Regions from separate parts of the Mus musculus genome. Here region 1 is linked to region 2. A link is a contact called in ENCODE Hi-C data. All regions are on one chromosome and are shown on one strand. The core of a region is the stretch at or near the end of the contact, and the rest is flanking DNA. Distances in the headings are between cores, read along the strand shown.

What was found. Hi-C counts contacts between places; a loop is a spot of excess contacts on that map.
Region 1: a map of T-helper 17 cell shows a loop between it and region 2 (2.9-fold over the local background). The contact joins the promoter of Exoc2 here to the promoter of Irf4 in region 2. A Hi-C loop is called at or near these places in 2 of 37 maps with a recorded cell type or tissue (T-helper 17 cell and v-Abl transformed pro-B cells).

The regions. Positions count from the first base shown.
Region 1 is chr13:30,968,794-30,975,702 of GRCm38, forward strand. It overlaps Exoc2 (exocyst complex component 2), which reads right to left and starts at 5,254. Exons shown (of 28, transcript NM_025588.2): 1 at 5,203-5,254.
Region 2 is chr13:30,745,478-30,752,721 of GRCm38, forward strand. It overlaps Irf4 (interferon regulatory factor 4), which reads left to right and starts at 3,756. Exons shown (of 9, transcript NM_013674.2): 1 at 3,756-3,818; 2 at 5,071-5,318; 3 at 6,203-6,389; 4 at 7,214-7,244. The coding sequence starts at 5,103.

The DNA of each region.
Region 1 (6,909 bases), core at 4,004-6,503, 220 kb after region 2:
ACATCACCTATCAAAGACTGAAGAGGTCATTAGCAAGTGCAGCCACCAATTAGGCCATTAGGATAAATTTAGGCTACAAAGAAAAAGATCTCCTAGAGCCTCCACAGGTTGAGGCCCCATATCCTCAGAATGGAGAGAGTGCTAAAGATAAACTAGGAACGCAAAAAGGTTTGTTCAAACAAAGCACTCACTAAGAGATTGCTGGGTATTACAGTGGCCAGGAGTAACAGGAAGAGATCAGGAGGCAGAAACTGACCATGGCCTTCAGAAGGGTCATGGCAGTGGCACAGCTCAACAGAAAAGGAACACCGGCAAATCGTTTTCTAAAATATGACTGAGAAGGGAAGAAGTACAGAAAAAGTGATTAAAATCCTGAGGTCAAGAGAGGACTATACTTCTTCCTGCAGGTGCCTTTCTTGTTGCTGCCGCTAAGCATACACAAAGGAAAGAGCTGTTATGTTAGCAAGACAAGAAAGACAGTCAAAGGCAAAAGCACATGGGCTCCCTAGCCAGGTACAGAGAGATGCATCTCTCACCATAACTGGAAAAGAAACTGTCTGGGTACAAGGACCATGGGCTTCTACTCAGACAGTTCTATTTTTCTAAAGCAGGTGGCAAGATCACCTACTAGAGAGTACACGTGAATGGATGAGCAGTTGGAAAAGCATGAAAATGCTCAAATAGATTTTGCATAGAACGTGGGTGATAATCTAGAAGATTCCTTGAGGACCCCACTGAAAGGTACTATTCCCTGCCTCCAGCCCTCAACAGCACCTATTTCCCCCTCTGTACCTTCCAGCTTTTGTTTCTCTGTAAGTCTCACCGTCTTTTAGATAACCACACCTCCTAAAATAGTCCCTTCATTAAAGTCTCATTTGAACCATCTGGCATGAATTCCAATTCCTGCAGAGCCCCTAACTTACACACACATACATCATGTCACTCATGTGGGGCTTTCATTATGATGAAACCACAGCCAAATAACTCTCAGGCTATTTATCTTGCTTTCTCGCTCAGTAAAATTATAATGAATGCAATCATATAACTTCCAAAGTCACAGAATTTAAAACTGAAAATTACCTTTAAAGAGAAAGAAAAGAAAAGAAAAGAAAAGAAAAGATGAGAAGACAAGACAAGACAGGGAGGGAGGGAGGGAGGGGAGAAGGAAGCATTAGAGCTTCCAGAGGCTTACAGAGAAAGGAAGAGCCTCCAACACTATACAATTCTAACTACTTGGATCCACCCTAAGCAGTCAATTTTCTCATCAATTAAAATCTAGATTCCTTAGGTCCAGGAGAACAAACTACTCTAAAAAACAAAAACAAAATGAATGACCCATCCTAGTTTTAATTGACACTAACAGTATTGAGTTTAAGAATATTCAGGAAACTTTTTCAATGACCAAGTGTTACTGGGGGGAAGTGACTGTCTAACAACTCAGTTCCAAATGCCATGCTTGGCCGAAAGCCCTCAAGTAACCCAGAGAGCACTTGCCTATGCTTGCTCACTGGCCACCTAGAAGCAGCCCAAATTATGCCCATGCTCATAGACCTTCCCTGTCCCTTTGGACTCCTCAAAGCTTTCCCTCTCACTCGATCCCATACCACTCCTCCTCTCAACACCCATTACTACATTTGGTTCAAGATATTTTTTGAGGGACAAAAATACCCCTTCTGAATCCAGGCTGACGGCATTATGAACACCTAAGTCATATGCCAAAATTGGGAGATATGGGGATGACAAGAACTACTCCCTGTATCAGGTGAGTTTTCTTGATAATCACAACCCTTAATACTCAGACATAAGACAAATGCTAAATGATAACATGATTTACGAAAGTGCAAATTTCCAATGCCCAAAGACTGAGAAAATCTAATTGGTGACGTTTCTTGCTGTCCTTGGTGTTTGTTTTGTTTATAGAAGTCACATTTGTTTTTGCTTTTGAAACTGGGTAACATTTGTAGCCCAGGCTGATCTTTTACTCAGCATTCCCCTGCATCAGCCTCCCCAGTGCTGGGAATGAAGGCACACTGCACACTGAGATAATCAGGTTTTATATAGTCTCTCTGAATACACAAAAAGGGAAACTAAGGCTCAGAGATGCTGAGTAACCCAGTTGTTGTCATGCAGCTGGCTGGCCGTAGCACATGGAGAGCTGAATGGTTGCTTTAATTCCTACACCAAAATAAATTTGACTTTAATATCCAAATTGAGATCAAAAAAGCCTATGTGTGTATTCACAGCTTCAAAATTCCCTGTGTGTCCACAATTAGGTGAAGTGTGCCCATTTGCACCAATAGCATCATTCCTCTATTCAACATAAACCCACTGTAAAGTGATTACAGTGGTCCCTACCATCCCAGCGCTGCAGGCAGTCAAGGGCATGCACACCTACATCCCCAGAGTTTATCATGCCATACTTCCTCAAACCGTTTGGTAACGGAAGTTATTTCCCACTGCAATCAATCTCAAAATCTCCTACTTTAACATAAGCCTAAAACTCATCTACTAGATAAACATTAAAAACATGTGTAGTATGTGTACTATGTAGTAGGCATTACTAGGAACCTGGGCCTGCTAACACTGAGTACAGAAAAGCCAGGCATAGATAGTGATGTGTCTCAGCACTGAGGAAACTGTGGTATGAGGATCACTTCAGTCAAAGAGTTCAGATCAACCTGAGGGCTGGTGAGATGGCTCAACAGGTAAGAGCACCCGACTGCTCTTCCAAAAGGTCCTGAGTTCAAATCCCAGCAACCACATGGTGGCTCACAACCATCCGTAATGAGATCTGACTCCCTCTTCTGGTGTGTCTGAAGACAGCTACAGTGTACTTACATATAATAAATAAATAAATCTTTAAAAAAAAAAAAAAAAACAAAAGATCAACCTGAATAGTGATCAATCAATAGTGAGACCCTCTCAAAGAAAGAAGAGTAAAACCACAGCCTGTGTGAAAAGATAACTGAGAGACAAGTTTATCCCTAGTGTTTCCTACGTGGTAAGATCCTGCTGTAGCTATACACTTAGAGATTCTATTTGGTACCAAGTCTTTTACCAGAATACAGATTCTTAAACTGTGAGTGGCAATCCTGTAGGTTATACAGGGTTGTGGAACTGAATGCAGAGAGAGGAAAAAAAAGAAAAAGCGAAATGAAAGTCTTCTAAACACATGGGATCAAAAATGAATTAAAAAATGAAATCCATAGTGAATCAAAGGTGTTACCAGCAGTACTCAATCCAACTTCATCCCAGCCTTGGTTCTGAACTTTCTCTCTGTGCACGTTGCCATGTCATGAAGTACCCAAGAGTATTCAACCCAAACCCTACAACTCAGCGTCAAAGTACTATATGTTACAAATAGCAGTTGTTTTCACTGTATGTTACGATTTGAATAGAAAATATCTCCTATAGGCTCAGAACCTCCTAACACTGTTTTAGGCAGTTATGAAAGCTTACAGATGAAGAGCCTTGTTGTGAAAGTGAGTCACTAGGGGGTGGGGACTTGAGGTTTCAGAGCCCAGCCCCACATCCTGACTTCTATCTGCTTCCTGTTCCTGAGGGGTCCCAGGGCACAGTCCTGCCACTATGAGGCAGCCTCACTAGCATAGGCTATATAACTCCAATCTATAAACTGGAGTGAGACCTTCTTCCCTTAAACTGCTTAGCAGGTACTTGGTTACAACACTGAAAAAACTAACACACTACATATATACATACATACATACAAACAAATATATACATATATACACACATACATATATGTGTGTATACATATATGTGTGTATTCATATATGTATATATGTATGTGTATATATGTATATATTATGCATATGTATATACGTATATACACACACACAAACAAAATGTTCTGTTCTTAAAGGAGAAAAATGGTTTTATTACAGAAAACAAAGACTATTCACATTTCCCTACTGGCATTCTTCAGCATGTAATCACCAAGTGATTGGGTCTTTAAATCGTGTTGTGTCCGAATTTTAATCTGAAAAACTGGTTTTTACGTTGCTGATTTGAAGTTCTAAAAGATCACCAATGGATTCGGCTTGGGAGTAAGGACAAATTTGCAACAATCTCCAAAATGTTTCTAACTGTCCTTCTACCACTGTGTACTATGTATTTGTATGTAGAACTGCTCTTCCTACCGATGATTAGAAAATTAAAATAATCAATCAGCTCTGGAAAGCCCTGAAGATGCTCAGTGTCCCGTAGTTACAAATATTAAACCAAGACTTAACTATGTATGTGAAAAGAACCGAGTTATCCAACTCTATGCTTTCATCTTTAATAAATGGTAAGTTTGATGTATACAAAAATTGTCCTAAAATAAAAAGCTTTGTGATTTACAGATAGTGAATACATAGATTGTCTACCTATTTTATAAACTTACATATAAAACCATGGAAATTCTTTATAAATTTTTGGTGGCAAAAGTTGAAGAAGCCCCATACTAGAATACAGCCTTTACAAATGTTTTGAATGTAATCTTCAAGGTATCACCTTTTGGAAGGTAATAGTTCAAAATGTCTGGTACAGTAAATTAAATAATTGAAAAAGAAAAAAAAAGGACTACTTTCTAATAACTCCAAAAATTGTTTCCAACAAACAGAGGTTCCCCTGCTTAAAAATACTGTCTACTGTGTCAAACAAAAGAGAACATGTAAGAGGCAAGCACACATCAGCGTCTTTCTGTCACCTTTCGAATCACAAATTGTTCACACTTAGATCATTCTTGTTTTGACTTTCAGTTCCTTGCCATTGGGGGAATCTGTTACCAAGCCTGGGCCATCACAAGCTAAGCTTTATAAACAAAGTTAGTAGAGAGATAACCAGTTGCCATTAGTGTTTTTAGTGTAAGGCATTCAAATGGCCGAATGGAGGTGTGGCTGAACCCGCACTTGCTGCTCCCAGAGTAGTAAAGGAAACCATTCAAGCTTCCCGTCCACGTTAGCGCGGGGGACTTAAACAGATTCCAAGCAGACCCTGCACACCAGCCGCTCCTCCGGGTCCAGCCCGGCGGCCTGCGCGGAGGCGGGTGGGGAAGGCTCGGCCCGCGGCTCCCACACTCAGCCCCGCGCCCCGGGTCCCTCACCGCGCCTCCCCAGGTCGCCCAGCCCCGACGGTCCCGTGCCACCGCGGAATTCCACTCCGGACCCGGGGCGTCCTCACCCAGGACGCGACACTCACCTGCAGCTTGCAGGCGGTGTCAGGTCCCAGCCAACCGGTTCCAGGCCGCCGCAGCCAGCACTAGGGCCGCACTTCCGCACGCCGCGAGCGCCGAGCGCGTCGATCCGCCGCCTAGCCGAGCACCGAGTGCTGGATGGACCGCCTCTTCCCAGAGGGGAAGGAATAGAAGGAGGACCAGACTATGGAGAAGGGAAGTTAGAGGATATCGACGGCATGGAAGTGGACAGAGAGGGAAGAAAGGGAAAGTGGGGAGGGAGGAGGAGAGAAGGGTGGAGAGGTGGAAAGGAGAAGAGGAATTGATGGGAAAGGGAGAAAAGAAGGAGGGAAGCAGAAAGGAGGAGAGGGAGAAAGTGGAAGGGTGGAATTCGGGGAGGAAAAAGAGGGGAGGGGTAAAGAGGATACAGTCGGTTAGAGTCACAGTAGATGTTGCCCAAGAGTCCACAGCGGTCAGGGATCAGCACCAGGTCAAGAGGCAAACCTCAGTCAAAGGACTGCATCTAGCCAGGAGTGCCCGCCTTATTAAGATTTCTCACAGGTCAGAGCTTTGGGGTCCCAAGGGTCTGAGTGGCAAATTGATTTGCAAACTCACAAGACCCCCATATTATAGAAACGACTGCTATCTACAGCCCATAAGCCCTAAGGTTTGAAGGTACCCTCCTGTGGACTCTGGAGATGGCCAGCTGAACTGAAGCAGACATATCCCTGTGGCTTCCTCTGTAGCAGGAACGAAGGACAGTGATCTTCAGCAGAGGATAATGGCAGAAGCATAGGGTCTACCTGTGGTTGTGTTGCCATGACTGTGGAGAGAAGTAGCTACGGGGTGCCCATTATCTAAGACCAATAACAGCCTAACCTTTCTAATGCTGAGACCCTTTAATACAGTTCCCCATATCGTGGTGACCCCCAACCATAAAATTATTATGTTGCTACTTCATAGCTGTAATTTTACTACTGTTATGAAGGCAATGTAAATATCTGTTTTCCGATGGTCTTAAACAACCCCTGCGTGAAGATCATTCCCCCAGGGGGGTTAAGAGCCACTGGCCTAAGCTATTTTTTTTTCAGATATCTTTCTGTGAAGCATACCTTATGCTTCATTCAGTACATACACTGAAGAGGGTGTCGTACAGGCACTATGAATTAAGAGATATTGTATGGCTTCATTTTTCTCTCCTATTTGTGAGAAGATACGTCAAAGTGTTTCCAGACCATCCATTTTGAAGATCAAGGGAACACTCTTTATTCGTGAGCAAGAGACTTGGCAGCAGAGGTCCTAAGGAAATACTGTAAGAAATCTCTGGCAGTCACGGAGCCTTTCACTGTGAAACAAAACCCTTCAGGTCTCAGTGACATGCCATTTGTCAGGTAAGGCTGCCTATCATCAAAGCCAGAATGGTGGCTCTGGAAAACTCACAGAGTTTTCCCTGGATCAAAAAAAAATAATAATAATAAATATACTATGCTAGTGAAACAGAAACACTCAGAAGAGGAAAGAGACTCTTTTGTTAACATAAAGAACACTGGTACAATTTTCTTTATTTTTCCCCTCCCTCAAGTTTCTGCTCCTAACCCTGAAACTAACTAGCAAACACTGGTGCAGAAGTTGCCAGAAAATAAAACTGTTAAAACTAAAATTGCTACGGTAGCCACTGAGGCTACAAATCATTGTATAGGTTTATGTTCTCAACACTTTCAGATTTCATTAGA
Region 2 (7,244 bases), core at 2,506-5,005:
GGAAGAAAGGGACAATGTTGCTCTAGAGTCACAGACTTTGTGACTCCTTATTACATGATTGATGAAAATGACAAGTCTCATCTTCTATAGGATTGAATGTGGTTTTTTTTTCTACCATATGCATTGACTCCTGGTATTAAATGTGTTCCCAACAACTTCTCCTCAATGGCTGATGATCTGGGGATGTTTGATACTGGAATTGTCTGAAGTCACAAAACACTTAGAGGATTTTTGCAATTTCAGTTAAGGTATATTCGGGACCTTATATAAAATAAATAGTTGTATTGTTGCCCACAAATACATCACTTTACTAATAATGTTCAGTTTAGCTCTTGGGATCCATGCCCAGCTTTTTCACATGGATGCTGAGAATTTGAACTCAGGTCTTTATGCTTGCAGAGTAAGCACTCTTACCAACTAAGCCATCTCCCCATACCCCTGACTTTAACCCAAAGTGGAGCAAATAGATGCATGCATGGGTAAGACAGGTTCACAAAAGCTTACTTCTTGGGCAAGTCACAGTGATGGCTAGTGGCCTCTCTGGATCTCTCTTCTTATGTGCACAATTGGACTAAAATGCGTTGCCCTGAACACCATACAGGTACATTTGAAGGGTGCATATCATTATGTCTGTGACAGTTCCCAAGGGCTAATGTAGGATATACGTAATCATAGTCCAAGTGGGTGAGCACTTGCGATGCACATAATTTTGTTGTCAGAGCACTGCAGAAAGCAGGGTCACCGCCACTCTTGAACGTGGGAAAGTTAACTCACCACCCACGCTTTCACCCCTGTGAACTCTAGACACCTCCTCTCGTCCATGTATCATGAAGTGGTTGTCAGGGCTCACAGTGGGCGTTAGTCCATGCACCTGGAATCAAAGCATCAGAGGTTTTGTCTTCGTTTTAAATCAGAGGCAATGCATTAAAACAACAAAGTTTTTTTCTTTCCTGTTTTATTTTTTAATGTTTTATAAAATAATTTTTCCCAAAGATAGAATTTTACTTCAAAACAAAACAAAACAAAACAAAACAAAACAAAAACAAATGTAGTTCTCATTTTAAAAGAGTGAGGTCATCAGAAAATACATTTATCCGAAACAAGGTCTCCGTCTCTTGGAAGAGAGAGTACTGGGAATTGAACCCAGTGCCTTCCACACACAAGACAAGCATTCTACTGCCACGGTACACCCTAGGCTGAATAATGTCTTTCTGAGTATCTAACACTGACTGGCTCTATAAACCACTTGTTCTTACTTGTGAATGTATAATTTTAAAAGGTCAATTCTCAAAATACTGAGCTGCAGTCTAGCTTTTCTTACCGTCTTTTTATGGGAAGTATGAATGAAAAGTTTGCCCCATTCAGACCTCGATCACTGCTCAGTGGCTCCTTAGCCCAATAACATTAGTAATCTCCTCGGGGAGTATGGAGCTCTGCCTTTGGGACGGATGCTCAATTCACTAATTTCCTGTGACATTTTTCAAACAACAGTCCGCCATCTCACTGTGACATGTATCGATTTTCTTAAGTGTCAGTGCGAAAGAGGATGGGAAATTGCCTACTGGCAAAATTGTCCCCATTCTTTCAAGTCTGACTGTGATTTAAGAAGTTCTTAGTGGTCAGCTAGAAGGGCCCACCTGGCCATTCCTTCCTCTCCACCAGCAACAATGGGAGCATGTGATTCACAAGGGAATCACATTCAACTAAAAAGAGAAACCGGGGTATGCTGTTTGCAAGGAACGGTTGAAACTGGAACTCAATATGTCGTGTGGTGTGAAATAAATGTGTGTCTCACATGTTTTCCCATGCTGGGGGCAGGGGTAAGAAAGTAAAAGGCAGACTGGTTAAAGACATGGGGTGGGGAGGGCTGGAGGGACGAGTGGTAAGAAATGGCGACAGAGGAGATGAAGGTAATGTCATAATGAAACCCATCACTGCTGTGTGCAACTAATAGATGCTAATAAAATAGGAAGTTTTAATGATTTAGGTAGCTTATTGCTTGCATTCACCTCACTGTTAAACTATCACTTCTGGGGGATCCACACAACGAGCGAGCGAGTAAACCAGAAGATGGCGTTGAAGATTAGTAATCATATCTTTTAAACAAGATAACCATGTGAAGTCTCAAAAGGTTTCTTGTAATGACTGTTGTTTAAACTTCTGAAAACAGAGGATGTAGATTGGCTGAGGAAAATGTTGAAACCGCCTAAGTCAAGGTAGAAGACACGTGTGTCTAAGTGAAAAAAAGAAAAAAGAAAAAAAAAAAAAACCAAAAACCTCGGGTTGGCTGCTTCTGTCCTTAGTCTGTGCACGCTTTGAAGAAATGTAATTCCTCAGCAGCAAGGCTGTGCTATCTGAAGCTACAATCTCTGCTTTGCTCCGAGGTGTGTCTCTGGTGACCGGGATAGTTCCCGACAGACAGAAGGTGTTCAAAGAATATTTTTGAATGAATGAAACCCCAAAGGAAGAAGAGGGGAAAATGGGTGTGACCAAAATTTTCTTTGAACGAAACTCTGTTGTTTACTACCAGGGCTCTGACAATGGAAAACTAATTGGGGTGAAAGAACGACATGGCATCCTGTTAATTTCTGAGAAAGCCTGTTGATGTTAGGAAAAAAAAACATGCCGGTGGGCATCTCTGCACCAGTTTTCCTGTGGCCAAAATCAGATGTTTCTCCTAAAGTCCAGAACCCAGGATGGAAGATTAAAAGAAAAACTGAGAAACATGTGAAATGAAAAAGTTGTCAAATCTTTACAAACGCTCCAAGTTGACCTGTGGTGGTGGTAATCTAAAATGATACAGAAACTGGTAGTCTGCTTGCTTACCTGAAAACACCAAGATAACATATAAGCTCCAGGCATCCAAGCTGAGCTGGAGAAAGTCAGCGGCAAAAGCTCATGGAGTTTACATATGAAGGTCAAAGAAAACACGAAAATAAAGTAAAACCTTCAGTCAGCCTAGCTGTTCTATTTGGGGCATTGGTACCTCACCGGCAACTGCCTCCCACGAGGCTGAGGTTAAAATTATCATTTTAAGGTGAATTGACATCCGGAAGCGCGCTAACTACCTGAGTACTCAGGGATCCCCCATCTCTTTTATGTTGCCATGATTGAAACTTTGGGGACTGTGCTTGTCTGAGTCATCTCAATTCGTCGGTTTCATTCACCCAACATGTATAAGCGTTTCAAACACAGTATTTGGGCCACGGCTTATAAACTTGCCTTTCTATTTTTCTTTTTAGTGAGCGTGATATTCTCTAAACGCTCAGAGAGACAAGACTCCGCTTTGCCCAAGGATGCTCCCGACCTCTCTCAGTCTATCTCTTCTGTCACATGCTGTGAGAACCAAGTTCCCTGTGCTCCAGACTCTCCATCACTTCCCAACCTGGCCATGAGCAGTTAGTAGTTATCAGCTATGCTCAGTGCAGATTCCAGTATCCCCTTTGCATGCCTCCACCTTCACAGGAACGGGCCATACCGACTTGTCCCATCCGGTTGAGGATTTCTGAGTACATCAGAGTCCCCAGCCCCCTCCACAGGAGGAGCTGAAGAAAGCCAGGGTTTGTCTGAAGTGGGACAGCCCTTGACCCGGTGGGCTCTAGTCCGAAGCTCCTGTTCCTGCGGGACACCCAGGCACAAGGCAGAGGTGGGGGGCGGTCCTGGGTATGGGCAAGCCACGCCCTCTCAAGGCGGGGCCGAAGCGCCCGCCCTGCACTCCGCCTCCGGCTCTATAAAGTTCCTCTTTCTCACCTCACTTTCCTAGTTTCACCACTTGAACTTGGGACCCTTTGCTGCCCTCAGCTAAGAGTGCGGGTGAGGTAAGGCCTGTAGTCGGGCAGAAGGAGGAGTGTGAGGCTGGTGGCAGAGGAAGCCTGGCTTCCATCTCTGAGCCTGAGGGAGAATGCTGAGATAGCGGACCCAGGCTCCGCTCATCTACGCTGCCCTAGGACCTGTGCACTTCGGGTTTTGTATGAAGCTGTTTGGGTGGGAGTTCCAGAACATCCCCCACGGGCTGGGCGGGACGAGCTAATGGGACTGTGGTGTCATCAAAGGATCGCACTGGCCACAGCTTGTCCTCAGAGGGACAGCCTCTGACTCTCTCTGCTCCAGTGGAAAGCTCCTTTCCAGCCCTGGTTCCTAAAGGACCCAAACTCATCTAGGGCTCCAGAGCGTGATTCCTAGGCCGGGCAGCCAAGAAGAGCTGAGAGCTCCAAACTTAGGGTGCTCAGAGCCCCTTTCCCCGCATGCCCCTTCTTCACTTCTCTGGCAAGAGTGCTAGTGTTGCTGTCCGCAGCACCCCTTATTCCCAGCCTCGGCTTCATTCCTGCCAGGGTTCACGCTGACATTCTGCAGGTTGGAATCTCCTGTTTCTTGGCTGCGCTGCTTGCCCCATAACCAGACTTCCACTTGTTGCTTCCAGGACCCACGTGATGGTCTCTGGTTGGGTAGGCCTGGGGTTATTCCGAGGACAAAGTAAGGGTGTCATAGAAGAAAGTCAAGAGAGTAAGCTAGGTACCGCAAACCTGCATGGCAGGGACACAGGACCTGGACAAGGGCTAGTCCATGTGCCAGGTCCTTTTCGCCTGGGGCAGCCAGGGCAACCTAAACCCAGGAAGGGGCAAGTGTAGAAACAGTGAGGGAAAAGTGGGATGAAAGCTACTTGGATCCAGCACAGAGGGACGAGTGAGCAAAGTGAGCGCCCCAGCGTGGCGCAAGACTTGGGATCTGCAGAGAAGCTGTGTAGCTAGGAGCTTTCAACGGAGCGTGTTAATGTAAATGTAAATGAAGAAATTACCTAATTTTTTTAATAAAAGAAAGAACAGACAGGCAAAAAAAAAAGGAGGAGGAGGAGGAGGAGGAGGAGGATGGTGCGCGCCAAGGGATGCTCTCTATACCTTCGTCAAAGTACCTTCTCTTGGGGGACTTCGGAGACTCTGGCACTGCACCCGAGCACCTTGGCAGCCTCAGAGACTCGGGGCCTCGTGGGCACTGCAAGAGTTTGGGACGGGGCTTCCTCCCGCCTCCAAAGTGATGCGAAGGTAGTTGCAGGGAATGTGTGTCTCTCCTCAGCGCACAAGCCCAGGAGGAGGTCCGCACGCGTCATGAACTTGGAGACGGGCAGCCGGGGCTCAGAGTTCGGCATGAGCGCAGTGAGCTGCGGCAATGGGAAACTCCGACAGTGGTTGATCGACCAGATCGACAGCGGCAAGTACCCCGGGCTGGTGTGGGAGAACGAGGAGAAGAGCGTCTTCCGCATCCCGTGGAAACACGCGGGCAAGCAGGACTACAATCGTGAGGAGGACGCTGCCCTCTTCAAGGTTAGCAGCATTCAGGGATCCCTGGGCAGGGGTGGGGGTGGGGATGGGGAATCTGAAAGCTCTGAATGTCTGTGGCTCCCGGGCAAGGGACTAAGAGGTGGGCTCCTGCAAGGAGGAGGCCAGAGCATCAAGCATTGGACCCTGCTTAGGCAAAGTCCCCAGGAGAAGGGAAAGAGGTTGCAAACTCTCCGGGGATTGCATACACAAGAAACCAGGTCCCAATACTGTTTGTGTGGAGGAAAGAACTTCCAGCTTCAGGGGCATCTCTGGGGGACCGAGGTTCCGTTTGCATAGCCCATTCGCTGTTTCCTGCCACCACCACCGACTGCTAGGGCCACTCTCTGCTTCCCTGTCTCTCTGTGTTTTGTTATTTTTCTGAGTTTCTCTCTCTGGGTTTTGTTTCTTTGATTGGGCACCTCTACTGTCTGGTTCTAGTTCTAGAAGCTGCGATCTCTGATTTTCTTTCTTTGAGTAGCTTTGACTATTCCGAGTCTTTCTCTGGTATCCCCCTCCGACCCCGTGTGAGTCCCTTAGGACTGATGTCCCCAGAGAACTGGCTCACTGAACTGTGAAGCCCCCAGCCTCCACCTGCCAGCAGGCCGAGGAAGGGGACTTCCTGCGGGAATTTGTTCAAAGTACCTCTGTGATTTTGTAGATGTCCTCTCTGGGGCCTGCCCCCTCCACAGCTCTGTCCCCAGTCTTGCCCACACTTGATTCAGGCGCTGGGCGTGTACAGCCCATACTAGGGGTCTCAGGACCCCACTAACATCATGTTCCACATTTCAGGCAACAGCAAATTTGAAACAGTAACCTTCCTTGCTGAAATGCAATCCATAGAATTCTTTTGACGCTCTGGGCTTGACTTTTCTTCTCATCGTTCTTAGGCTTGGGCATTGTTTAAAGGCAAGTTCCGAGAAGGGATCGACAAGCCAGATCCTCCTACTTGGAAGACAAGATTACGATGTGCTCTGAACAAGAGCAATGACTTTGAGGAATTGGTCGAGAGGAGCCAGCTGGATATCTCTGACCCATACAAGGTGTACAGGATTGTTCCAGAGGGAGCCAAAAAAGGTAAGGGGTTTTCCCAGCCCAGGTGGCAGGATAAAGGCATTATGGCACTCAGAGAGCCCTTCTTCCTAGAGACAGTCACGTCCTACCTCTGCTGTAGGTTAAGCCCAGATGTCCTTTTGCCCATGTCCTCTCTGTTATAAGTGACAACCCTGTGGTGTTAGTATAGGATGACCTGGCAGACTTTAAGCCCCATGGGTGTGTGGGTTATGCACTTGAAGGCATTATTTTCAGTTACTCCATTCAATTAGGATCTGGATCAAATTTCCAAACAAAATCTGGAAAATCCATTAAATGTTTACTTACCTAATATCCTCTAGTAAGCATTTTCAAGAGGAGAAAGCACATCCCACACCCCATACATATTCACACTTCTTGTAATAAAACTGCTAGAGTTTCTGGTTTAACATGGCCTGCTAGGGTGGTTATGAATATTCAGATCTTGAGTTCCCTCTCTTCCAACTAGTCTACCTCAAGCAGTGCTCAGGAATCTGCATTTGGTTCCAACCATACAGGATGCCTTAACTAGGTACCATCTCACAACCAGAAACCACTTGGTGGATCACAGGGATCCTGGGTGGTGTTTCCTTCCCTGGCTGTCACTCACAAGTCAGCAAATGTTTAATCAGTTTAATGGCAAAGACAAATATCTCTCTAAGAAATTGCTTGAAAAACAAACAAACAAACAAAACAAAACAAACCTAAAATACCCGATTGGTTAATAGGGCTATGCATTCTAAGAATTAAGTGCATAGGTACTTTTATAAGATTTAAGTCAGTTCCTTGTCTTACTCTGTGTTCTCTCTTCCTTTTCCCCAAACACACAGGAGCAAAGCAGCTCACTTTGGATGACACACA